3 separate regions of the Homo sapiens genome follow, and regions 1 and 3 are each linked to region 2. The links are chromatin contacts, found by Hi-C or POLR2A ChIA-PET in ENCODE. All regions are on one chromosome and are shown on one strand. The core of a region is the stretch at or near the end of the contact, and the rest is flanking DNA. Distances in the headings are between cores, read along the strand shown.

Evidence for each region. A loop is a pair of places that touch in the nucleus more often than their neighbours do. ChIA-PET counts read pairs that join two places held with the same protein, here RNA polymerase II (POLR2A). Pooled maps may share reads with other maps.
Region 1: a pooled map shows a loop between it and region 2 (4-fold over the local background). The contact joins two enhancer-like sites. A Hi-C loop is called at or near these places in 1 of 168 maps with a recorded cell type or tissue (GM12878), 3 of 37 single-sample maps with no recorded cell type and 8 of 50 pooled maps. POLR2A ChIA-PET finds 5 or more read pairs at or near these places in 1 of 52 experiments (activated CD4-positive, alpha-beta T cell).
Region 3: a loop to region 2 is called in a map of GM12878, with 2.2 times the contacts of the local background. The contact joins two enhancer-like sites. A Hi-C loop is called at or near these places in 4 of 168 maps with a recorded cell type or tissue (GM12878, esophagus muscularis mucosa, gastrocnemius medialis and 1 more), 12 of 37 single-sample maps with no recorded cell type and 9 of 50 pooled maps. POLR2A ChIA-PET finds 5 or more read pairs at or near these places in 5 of 52 experiments (B cell, H1, HEK293 and 2 more).

Annotation. Positions count from the first base shown.
Region 1 is chr14:89,509,081-89,513,200 of GRCh38, reverse strand. It overlaps a transcript of FOXN3 not described here. Among named protein-coding and RNA genes, the nearest start is that of FOXN3-AS2, 65 kb to the left of the region's middle. Within about 2 kb of position 2,625, at least 9 of the 41 ENCODE cell types and tissues checked have a DNase peak (open chromatin) inside an H3K27ac peak, as active enhancers do; they include GM12878, where a contact is called at or near this core.
Region 2 is chr14:89,162,250-89,166,623 of GRCh38, reverse strand. It overlaps FOXN3 (forkhead box N3), which reads left to right. Exons shown (of 6, transcript NM_005197.4): 6 at 3,655-4,374. The coding sequence ends at 4,210. Among named protein-coding and RNA genes, the nearest start is that of TRA-AGC15-1, 190 kb to the right of the region's middle. RefSeq lists enhancers at 1,078-1,207, 1,408-1,457, 702-1,633. Within about 2 kb of position 1,308, at least 9 of the 41 ENCODE cell types and tissues checked have a DNase peak (open chromatin) inside an H3K27ac peak, as active enhancers do; they include B cell and GM12878, where a contact is called at or near this core.
Region 3 is chr14:89,430,057-89,434,510 of GRCh38, reverse strand. It overlaps LOC107984635 (a long non-coding RNA gene), which reads right to left. Exons shown (of 2, transcript XR_001751025.2): 2 at 3,439-4,454. It also overlaps a transcript of FOXN3 not described here. Among named protein-coding and RNA genes, the nearest start is that of FOXN3-AS1, 15 kb to the right of the region's middle. RefSeq lists an enhancer at 1,845-2,398. Within about 2 kb of position 2,916, at least 2 of the 41 ENCODE cell types and tissues checked have a DNase peak (open chromatin) inside an H3K27ac peak, as active enhancers do; they include B cell, where a contact is called at or near this core.

The sequences.
Region 1 (4,120 bases), core at 1,376-3,875, 350 kb before region 2:
TGTGACTACCTAGTTTCTTTCTTTCTTTTTCTTTTTTTTTTTTTTTTTTTCCTGAGATGGAATCTCACTCTGTTGCCGAGGTTGGAGTGCTGGAGTGCAGTGGCGCGATCTCGGCTCACTGCAACCTCTGACCCCCGAGTTCAAGCAATTCTCCTGCCTCAGCCTCCCAAGTAGCTGGGATTACAGGCACCTGCCACTGCGTCCGGCTAATGTTTGTATTTTTAGCAGAGACAGGGGTTTCACCATCTTGGCCAGGCTGGTCTTGAACTCCTGACCTCGTGATCCACCCACCTCGGCCTCCCATAGTGCTGGGATTACAGGCATGAGCCACCACACCCAGCCTAGTTTCTTTCTTATATTTCACTCATCACTCTTGACATGTGAAAGTCTGCCCCCACACCACCTGACAGTACTTGCTTCACAGTTCCAATGGGGATCAGAACATTCCACCCCAAAATATGTCTCTTTGACACATTGATTATTTTGAGCTGAAGGCAGTTGAGAAACAGCAGTTGTGCGGTAGGGCTCTCTGTCCTGCCCCTTTTTACCTAAAAGCAAGGCATAAATTCTCCATGAGAAAGATGGCCTCCCCGTACCGGGAAGAGGAGAACATTCTTATCATTGGAGTTAGGGAGCAGATGCTGAGATGAGTCTGTACAAACAAACCTTACTAGAATAACTCTTATCTTCCGTGGGTTTCCCTCATATATTTCCTAGTCACTTTCCCACAATTTTCTGCCCCTAGCCCAAACCCTCTTTTCCTTTGTCTTGTCCAATCTCCACAATTTACTTCTCTTTGTTAAAATGGTATATTTAACCGCTTCCTTGTGGTTTTCACGTCTTTCTATAAAGCCCCTCTCCCTACCCTATGCCGTGTAAAAATGTTAACATCAAATAATTATTCGTATGCGTTTTCTACTGTTAATCTTTTATCAGTTCAATTCACAGGTCCCAGCCATAGAACCTAGAGAAAAAGTCTCTTCCCCTTCAGTTCCCAAGCTGCTGGTCATACTGCCCCTCACTATGGCTTCATGTCCTGCTCTGGAGGGTCACAGAGAAGGTCGTTTGTTGTAGGGAAAGAGCTGAGAACAGCGGTGTGCCCTCTGAGAAAGCAGCAAACTGTCCTTTTTGCCTCTAAGGGTCTGTACTTATGGTTTGGCCACGTCCCCACCCAAATCTCATCTTGAATTGTAGTTCCCTTAATCCCCATGCATCATGAGAGGGACTAGGTGGAGGTAAGTGAATCAGGGGCAGTTTTCCCCATCCTGTTCTTGTGATAGTGAGTGCTCATGAGATCTGATGGTTTTATAAGAGGCTTCCTCCTTTGCTGGGCACTTATTCTTCTTGTTCCTGCCATTATGTGAAGAAGGACGTGTTTGCTTCACCTTCAACCATGATTGTAAGTTTCCTGAGGCCTCCCCAGCCCTGCAGAACCGTGAGTCAATTAAACTTCTTTTCTTTATAAATTACCCAGTCTCGGGTATGTCCTTTTAGCAGTGTGAGAATGGACTAATACAATACTCTTCATATCAGGACTGCAAAGACCACTGAGCACAGGTTAATTCAGGTGCAGTCCTGTAGGGGGTAACCTCAAGGCTTCAGGGCAAGTTGGTCTTGGAGTAAATGTGAGTTAAAATGTGAGTTATAAACCAGGCAGGTCGGCTGGATGCAGTGGCTGGAGCCCATGAGACCAGCCTGGGCAACACAGTGAAACCCTATCTCTACAAAAAAATTTTTAAAGTTAGCTGAGTGTAGTAGTGCACGCCTGTAGTCCTAGCTACTCAGGGGGCTTAGGTGGGAGGTTTGCTTGAGCCCAGAGGTTGAGGCTGCAGTGAGCCATGATTATACCATTGCACTGCAGCCTAAGCAGCAGAGAGAGACTGTCTCAAAAAAGAAAGAAAGAAAGAAAGAAAGAAAGAAAGAAAGAAAGAAAGAAAGAAAGAAAGAAAGAAAAGAAAGAAAAGGAAAGAAAAGAAAGAAAGAAAGAAAGAAAGAAAAGAAAGAAAGAAAAGAAAGAAAGAAAGAAAGAAAGAAAGAAAGAAAGAAAGAAAGAAAGAAAAGAAAGAAAGAAAGAAAGACACCAAGCAGGTCTTTTGAGATGCTTTACCGCTGGGATGATTGGAATATGAGTTGGGGAACCTTCTGGACACTCATGAACGCCTGCATTGGTCAGGCATGCACTTTTGTAATGGAACAGGAGAAGAAGCCTTTGGGAAAAGGCAGGGGGTGATGAATTTGGTTACTGTTTTCTTTTCTTTGAGATGGAGTCTCACTCTGTCACCCAGGCTGGAGTGCAGTGGTGTGATCTCAGCTCACTGCAACTTCCGCCTCCCGGGTTCAAGTGATTCTCATGCCTCAGCCACTAAAGTAGCTGGGATTTACAGGCGCACACCACCACGCTTGGCTAATTTTTGTATTTTTAGTAGGGCCGGTGTTTCACCATGTTGGCCAGGGTGGTCTTGAACTCTTGACCTCAAGTGATCTGCTGGCCTCGGCCTCCCAAAGTGCCGGGATTACGGTGTGAGCCACCGTGCCTAGTCTGGGTACTCTTTTCAGTCTACAGTCTCTGAACTCTGACAACTTCCTGTCGCTCTGAGTGTGACTGTGCTTGTGGTTCCTCTGAGAGTCGAGGTGGAGCTACCCACCCCCTCTCCACACTGGTCTCATGTGTGATCGGAGCTGTGTGCTGGGGAGATGCACAGTCAGGTTAGAGGGCAGCTTGGGTCCTGGAGCTGCAATGGACACACACCCCTCTCTGCTTAGCTGTGGCTGCCCTCAGTGCATATGCAGGGCTGGCTCCCTGGCAGATCTGACTTTCTCTGGTTCTGTGGCTGTCATAAGATTTATTCAGAATCCCTCTTATGAGTTTTGGAACTGAAGCTGTTCTCAAACCAGTCGCAGATTCTACTTGTTAAGAGAAGCAATGTATACAGAATATCGGCAGTTAGGAGGCATGCGTGGGTTCCAGTCCCAGTCTCACTGGCAGTGAGACCTTGAGCAAGTCACTCAACTTCCCTGAGCCTCAGGGTTTTCATGTGCATCATGGAGGAATTCTCCTTCCTGCCTCCTGCTTTTCTCTAATCTTCCCCCATGGTGAGAGGCCTCTCCCAGGAGGAGGTCTGCCTGCTGATATCTATCCGCCTCTCATCCATGTGGGTTCTATGGGGAGGAAGGGGGAATTCCATTAAGCTGACTGGTGAATGAGAGCTGGGAAACATGGGGAACATGCCCTTCTTCATGGGAAACATGCCCTTCTCCATGATGTCCATACTTGCATGACAGGATAAAACTATCTCCTGCAATCTGCCACAATGGGTCATTTTGAAATCTCGAAGAAGTCATTTATTCAGATTAAAACTATTTATAGCAGATGTAAGCAAACAATTCATTGGTGTCCTTGAGATTGATGGTTGGCACTTTACAGTTTTCATTAAAAGTTAAACTCTTTCTTCATTCAGCAAATATTTCAGTGCCCATTATGTGTCCTGTACTGGGATACAGCAGTGAATGAGACAGACCAGATCCTTGCCCTCTTGGGGCTGGCATCCTAGTGGGGAGATGGACAATGCTGGGCGTGGTGGATCATGCCTGTAATCCCAGCACTTTGGGAGGCCGAGGCGGGCAGATCACCTGTGGTCAGGAGTTCAAGACCAACCTGGCCAACATGGCGAAATCCTGTTTCTACAAAAAATATAAAAATAAGCCAGGCGTGGTGGTGGGCACCTGTAATCCCACCTACTTGGGAGGCTGAGTCAGGAGAATTGCTTGAACCCAGGAGGTGGAGGTTGCAGTGAACTGAGATCATGCCACTGCACTCCAGCCTGGGCAATAGAACAAGACTCCATCTTAAAACAAACAAACAAACAAACAACAACAAAAAAAACTGTATATAATTTGCAAATAGTGGTAAGTGCTATGGATAAAGATGAAGCAGGGAACAAGGTCCAGGAGATGCAAGCATGGGTGCTATAACTTTGACCCAGAGGGCAGGGCAGATTCCTTCACTGATGGAGGGGAGGGAAAGGCAGGTCGATGCTCAGCCAGTGTGGAGGTACTGATAGGGACCTGGTCCACTCCAAGACTATCAGGGAGGTCAGGGTGGGTGGAACAGAGTGAGAGG
Region 2 (4,374 bases), core at 59-2,558:
TGTATTGGTTTTCTGTCTTCATCACAGTAAACTTCCTTCTTCAGGAGTGACAGGGAGATATTTTGAATTCCTGCTTGAACCATCTTTGAGACTGTCCGGGCCACCCCACTCAACAACCATGGGGCTCTCTGAGCTTCTGTTTTTCTGTGAAATGGGTTAAGTAGGCCAGTGTTCCAATAGGGACTTGGGTCATGGACTCTGTTGGCATGCAGTCTGATTCTAGGTGGTACCGGAAACTCTGCCCCACACAGCATCAAATCAGGGGCTGTGGAATCATTCTCTTTTCTATTCTCCCTTTAATCCATGGGATCTCTTTAAGAAGAAAGTTTCCATTTGGATCCCCCTCTTTAATGCTGCTAATCTCCCTGTTTAAGAAAGAAAGAGACATTCTCAGGCTCGAAACCATTCCTCTTATGATAGTGTGGAGCTCACGTTTAACATCATTGCTTTGGTTCTAGAGTATTTCTCCCCCTCCCTAAAACTTTGATTTAAAAAATGTTCAAACTTAGGAAAAAAGGGAAAGAAAAGCACAATGAATAGCACAGACCCTTCACCTAGATTCACCAGGAATCAGCACTGTGGAGCACTTGCTTTATTTCTCACTCTCCCACTCGTGATTCTCCCCATCTGTGTTCAGAGAGGGATCATGTTCTGCTTAACTGTGGTAGTGACGTGAGTTGTAAGCCCCAAGTTATTTTTTAAAAGAAACATTCAGAACTGAATCCATTTATTAAAAGCTAAATATAGCCCACTTTACTCTTTCAAGTATACTTAGATTTACTATGAAACTGTTTGATGTTAGTTCAGTGGGTGAATTATTTTTGTATTTTACAGTAGTTCCCTCAAATGGCAAAAATTAAAAGGACCATACAACGAGACTTTCATTTTCGTTTGCTCTAATAACTATTAATAGCTAGCTGTATGATTAATTACATTTACCAAGTTTCACATTTGGTGACACCTCAAAGTAATCTTATCCCAGCCATCTTTATGCACCCAAGACACAGCCAAGAAATAGGAAGTCTGCAGAAAACAGATACGGAGGAGGCCAAACCCCAAAGCTCAGGGGCTGTGTTCACAGGCAAGCCCTGGAGGAACTCCTCTTGAAGGGCCTGTTTCCTCTGACTTGGTGCTGGGTTCCCATACGCCTCCCGATCCAGAATAGAAAGAGAAAACAAGACTGCTCAGAGTGAACAAGTCACAGCAGCAGGAAGTCGCAGGAATCGGACCACAAGTAAAAAACATGATCAGGCACCACAAACAGCCTTGCTCTGTGCTCAGGACAGTTCATTTAATCCTCACGCAGCCCCACAAGGTAGATGAGGAAGCTGAGTCTTCAAGAAGTAAAACAGCCTGCTCAAAGTCACCAGTAAGCAACACTGGGATATGAGCACAGGCGTGTGTGGCTTGCAAGCCAGGCTCTGTCTGTAAGGATTTAGGGGAGGTGGTGTGTATCTGGGATCACGGAGCACAGGACACAAGCTGGGACCCTTCTGGGTCTCACTGGGACTTCCGTGTACAAATGCACACATTGTAAGTGTTGGGGTTCATCAGGAGGCTCTCGGACATCTAGCAAAGGCTGAGTTTTGATAATGACCCTCATACATTTTGCTGGTGGACACGACAGTACGGAGTCTCTCCCCCAGCCTAAATTTAGCAAAATACCACCGGCCCTGGGGCCCCAGGAGAGCAGCTCCTTCGCCTCACTCCCTACTGCACCCTTTTCATTAGGGACTCTTTCCCTTCCCCTTTCACTTTCTATGTGGGATGCAGCTGAAGTCTCCCTGAGCCTCAAGGCCCATGAGGGTGACAGGAGAAAAGCCAGGGTAGAGATTGTCACTACTGTTATCTCACTGGTGGTCCTGACCCCACAGCCCTTCTACCAGTGCCGTATCCTCAGCGTGTGCCCGGTGAGTCATGGTGGTGGAGACCCACAGTCATTTCCCAAGCTTCATGCTCTCAGCCACGTGATTCCACCTGTGCCGCACTTCCTCAGTTTATCTGCTGTGTCCACCGTGCTGACACGGCGATAGCCACTGGGGGCCTAGCAGTAACCACACCCTGTCTCATGGAGCTAGCTCTCTAATGGGACACATGACCACACAGTTCATAATGATGGTGGGGAGTGCCCTCTATGGAGGGGATGTAAGAGTACTTACAGTTGGGGTCATCTAGGCAGGAAAAGTATGGTCATGTTCCCCAGAACTCTTAGAAATGGATCACGAGGTAGATGAGCTTACAGGAAACCGGGCCAGCATGGTGCCATAGAACAGTTCCCATCCCTGCCAAATTCTTCAGCCCTTGTGTCCAAGGTCAGATGCCTTGTCTTCCACAAAACATTCCCTGGCGTCCACCCTTCGTCCCCTTCAGCTACAAGTGACCCTCCTCTCCTGCAAGTATTCATCCTTCTGAAGGCTGGGCGCCAGGCACTAACAGACAGGCAGCTGCCTCCCAGACATAAGGAGCATGGGTCCTAACCAGGAATAAGCTTCACAGCCATTGCTGTCAGGCCAAGCCGTGGTCCAGGCACCTGCAGGCATTAATTCGTGTCCTCAGCCCCACACCCACGGGGAGCAGGTGTAGTTACTATTCCCACTTTCGCGATAAGGAAGCACAAGGAAAGTACATCGCTCAGATGTAAAGACACAAAGAAATAATCAGAGGTGTGATGAGTGCTACAGACGCCTTATAGGCATGGGTAGCAGGGACCTTGTTATAGGGAAATCACAAAGGAGGGTCGGTCTGGTGATGTAGCTAAGACCTCAAGTCTGAGAGTCAGACTTTGATTCCAGTCCCTGCTCCGCAAGTGATCAGTTGTGTGACTTTAAGTACATCACTGAACTTCTCCAGGCTTCACTTCGAGCCACTGTAAAATAAGGATGCTAATATCCACCTTACGGAGTTAAACATGGTCCTCTGCACAGACTTAGCAGAGCGCCTGGCAGGTGTTGAGTTCGGGAAGTCGTAGTTTATTGCCCTCTGGTCTGTGATGCGACCCTGGCTTGCCTCTCTGTTAGGCTGCAACATCGCTGTGGCAGTGTCTATATCCGATCCAACCCCGTGTCCCTCCCCCAGAACCCTCCCTAAGGTCATGCATTTCTGTTAGGCGCTCAGTGAGTATTTGTAGATTGCATGAACGAGGGAGGGAATGCATGAGTGAGTAGCTGTCACCACATGGCAGGTATCTTTGCTGAACACTGGTTTAGTCTTCTGACAAAAGCCTCCTAATGTAGCCGCTTCAGACGAGAGCAGGCTTTTTTCTCTGAAGTACCCAGCCAACATCGTCTGGCGGTGTCTGACTCTGTGGTGTTGGCGGGGACACGAACCAAGCACAGCTTGATTTTTATGGTTTAATGTAAGAGATGGAGCCTCCACCACTGTCGCTTCAGAAGATTGTTGTTTTGACGTCTCAGCCACACAAATGGAGTGAAACTGCCATTATAGGAGATAAGCAGGGGAGACTGAGGTGTCAGGATTTAGGACCCTGCCTTCAAAGCAGATCCACCTGTTGCCCCCACAGTTTGCGAGTGGCTCCATTGAACACAAAGGGACTGATGGTTGAATGCAGGCGGGCTGCCGGGTGCCCCCATCTGAGGACGTCTAACTGTGTCCCTTCTTTGTCTCCCGTCCCTCCCCACTGTCCTCGCTCTGCAGGAATGGCATCACCAGCTGCCGGATGCGGACTGAGAGTGAGCCATCTTGTGGCTCCCCAGTGGTCAGCGGAGACCCCAAGGAGGATCACAACTACAGCAGTGCCAAGTCCTCCAACGCCCGGAGCACCTCGCCCACCAGCGACTCCATCTCCTCCTCCTCCTCCTCAGCCGACGACCACTATGAGTTTGCCACCAAGGGGAGCCAGGAGGGCAGCGAGGGCAGCGAGGGGAGCTTCCGGAGCCACGAGAGCCCCAGCGACACGGAAGAGGACGACAGGAAGCACAGCCAGAAGGAGCCCAAGGATTCTCTGGGGGACAGCGGGTACGCATCCCAGCACAAGAAGCGCCAGCACTTCGCCAAGGCCAGGAAGGTCCCCAGCGACACACTGCCCCTCAAAAAGAGACGCACCGAAAAGCCCCCCGAGAGCGATGATGAGGAGATGAAAGAAGCGGCAGGGTCCCTCCTGCACTTAGCAGGGATCCGGTCCTGTTTGAATAACATCACCAATCGGACGGCAAAGGGGCAGAAAGAGCAAAAGGAAACCACAAAAAATTAAAAACAAGTCACTGATTTGTTTTGAACTTACGACCATTTGGTTTCAGCATGTCAGGAGATTTCTAATGATTTGTGGCAATATCAGCAATTTTTTTTCTTTTTTCTTGTTTTTGGTTTGGTTTTCTTTCTTTTCTTTTCCTTTTATTTTGTTTTAATTTGCCCCCT
Region 3 (4,454 bases), core at 1,667-4,166, 270 kb before region 2:
CATCTGTAATCCCAGCACTTTGAGAGTCCGAGGCAGGTGGATCACCTGAGGTCACAAGTTCAAGACCAGCTTGACCAGCACAGTGAAACACTGTCTTTACTAAAAATACAAAAAAATTAGCCGGGTGTGGTGGCAGGCACCTGTAATCCCAGCTACTCTGGAGGCTGAGGCAGGAGAATCACTTGAATCCGGGAGGTGGAGGTTGCAGTGAGCTGAGTGAGATCACACCATTGCACTGCAGCCTGGGTAACAAGAGCAAAACTCCATCTTAAAAAAAAAAAAAAAAAAAGGCTTGCGCAGTGACTCACGTCTGTAATCCCAGCACTTTGGGACAGTGAGGTGGGGCTATCATCTGAGGTCAGGAGTTCAAGACCAGGTTGACTCCTGGTGAAACCTCGTCTCTACTAAAAATACCTAAAATTAGCCGGGCGTAGTGGCAGGCACCTGTAATACCAGCTACTCTGGAGGCTGAGACAGGAGAATTGCTTGAATCTGGGAGGCGAGGTTGCAGTGAGCCAAGATGGGGCCATTGCACTCCAGCCTGGGCGACAAGAGTGAAACTCCATCTCAAAAAAAAAAAAAAAAAAATTCTGATAAAAGCACAGTACTGGTGTGTGACCATTGCCCTGGATATTTCAGTATTTTTAGACGTTTGTCCATTTAATGAATATGTCTGTTTCTTTTCTTTTTTTTTTTTTGGAGACAGAGTTTCGCTCTTTCACCCAGGCTGGAGTGAAGTGGCGTGATCTCAGCTCACTGCAACCTCCGCCACCTTGCCTCCTGGATTCAAGCGATTCTACTGCCTCAGCCTCCTGAATAGCTGGGATTACAGGCGCCTGCCACCACGCCTGGCTAATTTTTTGTATTTTTAGTAGAGACAGAGTTTCATCGTGTTGGCCAGGCTGGTCACGAACTCCTGACCTCGTGATCTGCCTGCCTTAACCTCCTGAAGTGCTCGGATTATAGGCGTGAGCCACCGCACCCAGCCTAATTTTTGTATTATGTATTTATTTGTTTGTTTGTTTGTTTGAGATGGAGTCTCGCTTAGTCGCCCAGGCTGGAGTGCAGTGGCACGATCTCGGCTAACTGCAACCTCAGCCTCCTGAGTTCAAGCGATTCTTCTGCCTCAGTCTACCGAGTAGCTGGGACTACAAGCCCGCACCACCACGCCCAACTAATTTTTGTATTTTTAGTAGAGATGGGGTTTCACCAGATTGGCCAGGTTGGTCTTGAACTCCTGACGTTGTGATCTGCCCACCTTGGCCTCCCAAAGTGCTGGGATTACAGGTGTGAGCCACCGTGCCCAGCAATTTTTGTATTTTTAGTAGAGACAGGGTTTCGCCATGTTGGCCAGGCTGGTCTCAAACTCCTGACCTCAGGTGACTCACCCCGCCTCGGCCTCCCAAAGGATTACAGGTGTGAGCCACTGTGCCCAGCCAAATGTGTCTGTTTCTATGTGAGCATTTGTAGGTAATGGTGAGGGTAGAAAGGGTGACTATGATTAGTAGCCCTTGAAAAATGCTATGCAGGCCAGGTGCTCGTTGGCTCACGCCTGTAATCCCAGGAGTTTGGGAGGTCAAGGCAGGAGAATCGCTTGAGCCCAGGAGTTTGAGACCGACCTGGGCAATATAGTGAGACCCCTCTGCCCCATCTCTAAATAAAGAAAAAGAAAATGAAGAATGCTATGCAAAACTCAAACCAAACCAATGCCACAAAACAAAACAAAAACTCCCTCCCAAAAACCCCAAAACTGTGAAGAAGAAGCCTAAGAGGTAGAGATGACCAGCAGAAAGTTACATTCTGTGATCTTGGAAATGAGATCTTGGAGAATAGCAATAGACAGGTGAGAGCAGTGGTCAAGGCGGTGGGGCTGTGCAGGCCAGAGGGACATGGGGATCTTTAAGTTTGCATTTCACTTCTGGCAAATGAGTGAGCTTCTTGAAGCCTTGGTGTCCTCATCTGTAAATGAGGATGACAGCACCTATCCTGTAAGGGTGGTGGAAAGATGGAATAAATAATGCAGGTAAAGCTCTTGGCACGGTGCCTGGCCTGCAGGAAGCTTTTGTTGTTATGCATGTTTTATAATCCTTTGGATCGCAGTCATTGGGTACTTGGTGTTCATTGTTTTGACTCCTGTTGTTCAAGCGCCTTGAATGTCCTCAAGGCAAAATTGACATCACCTTTGGTCCTTCCTAGGAAAATTAGGAGCAGGGTGGTGTTAGGGCCGTCACTGGACATTCCAGGTCTCCCACCCATAAATGGAGAGGTGGAGTCTGCCTGCAAGACACATTGCTAGGAAAAGATGGGACATTTGGCTTAGTTTCAAACCAATATTTCCTTTATACCCTTCCACAGAGAGGTGACAGGGATCCAGTTAGTGGCGAGTTGTGGAGCAGCAGAGACTGCAATGCGATGTTCTTTATGATTTTCCTATTTCTTTGGTTGGAATTGGGTTTTTACATCACATATTGTTTGATTATAAAAAAGCAACAACACAGCCGGGCGTGGTGGCTCACGCCTGTAATCCCAGCACTTTGGGAGGCCGAGGCAGGCGGATCACCTGAGGTCAGGAGTTTGAGACCAGCCTGACCAACATGGTGAAACCCCGTCTGTACTAAAAATACAAAAATTAGCTGGACGTGGTGGCGGGCGCCTGTAATCCAAGCTACTCGGGAGGCTGAGGCAGGAGAATTGCTTGAACCCAGGAGGTGGAGGTTGCAGTGAGCCAAGATTGTGCCATTGCACTCCAGCCTGGGCAACAGGAGTGAAATTCTTTCTCAAAACAACAACCACAGCACTATGCTTGTGTTGGGGCAGTGGATAATGAGAAATCTCTGTACCTCCCACTCAAGTTTGCTGTGAACCTTAAACTGCTCTAAAAAAATAAAACATATCGAAACAAAATAAAAAAACAAAAACAAACAGCTGCAAGAACTCTTGCACAGAGGGTCAAAAGAATGGCTTTTGACTAGCTACAGAAACATGGATAAAAAACATGCTGGCCAGGCGCAGTGGCCCATGCCTGTAATCCCAGCACTTTGGGAGGCCGAGGCGGGTGGATCACCTGAGGTCAGGAGTTCAAGACCGGCCTGGCCAACATGGTGAAACCCTGTCTCTACCAAAAATACAAAAATTAGCCGGGTGTGGTGGTGGGCGCCTGTCATCCCAGTTACTTGGGAGGCTAAGGCAGGAGAATCACTTGAACCCGGTTCAAGTGAAGCTGAAGAAGTTGCAGTGAGCTGAAATCACAACACTGCACTCCATCCAGCCTGGGAGAGAGAGAGAGACTCTGTCTCAAAGAAACAAGCAAACAAAAAAAAATGTGCTAAACACGTAGAGACCAACCACATTGCTGTCAGTAGGTAGTGAAGCACTTTCCTATAAATATTTCAGGACTCTTCTTTCTCTACTTAAAAAAGAAAGATTGCTTTGCATTTCAGACAACGGAAATGACTGGACAAGCCTTTAGGTCATGTGCAAGAAACTGAGAAAACCATTTTCCTTAAATGGAGATGGAGTTTGGCACAGTCTGAGGTTCAAGTTAGAGCCTGGGTCTTAATTTGCCTGCAACGCATGATTTATCATGCCTTTAGCAAGATCCCCGGCCCAAGACCATTCATTTCACCCCTACAATCTCAAGGTGTGTGCAGGGCACAATTCAGCTTTAAACTTTTCTGCTTTTACTTTTGGTTAGGCAGAACCTCCGTCTGGTGGTATTTGAATATGAGTGTTTTCTGTGGCCCTTTTCAAAGTATTCAAAGTGGTTTAAAAATACATAATGTTCAGAGATCTAAGAGCTAACGGAAGTACTTATTTGGGCCTTTTAAAAATAAAAAAATCAATTAAACAGATTTGAGACTCTTAACTCTCGCGATGTCTTCAAAATAGATACTAAGATTAAAGAAAAAAGAAGGCTTGAAAATCATAGGACTACTTATCCACCCAGTCATAATGCTTTTAGTAGTGACAGTAGTAGCAAATAGCACAGTTTATAAAAACAGAAGAGCTAAAATTCTTTATTTAATATTAAACAGGAAACCGAAAGTAGTCTGCAGCAATGTGGTGGGTTTTCAGCAACCTGCTGCTGTGTTTATCTGTGCTGAAAAAGCCTAAATGAAACATTTCTTCTTTGATTGCCTTAAGATTGTAAGTTTGAAGGAAAATCCTTCAAACTGGAATCATGACCACTGGAAGCAGGTTCTGTATGGTAAGGTTTTGAAGCAACCTGTTTCCACCAGAACCAAAGGAAATTTGGAAGCAAATCAAAAACCTCTCAAAGAGTGGAAAAAGCTTTGTACTTTTATTTTGCCTTTGTGCATTGTTGTCATTTATCCAACATGTGCATATGAATATTCTTTCTGAAGACCTGGGCTTCATTTTAAGGTCAGCCTTCAATTTCTAGAGAATATAATTTGCTGCTATTTTTAGAGCATCATGATTGCTTGTAATAACTA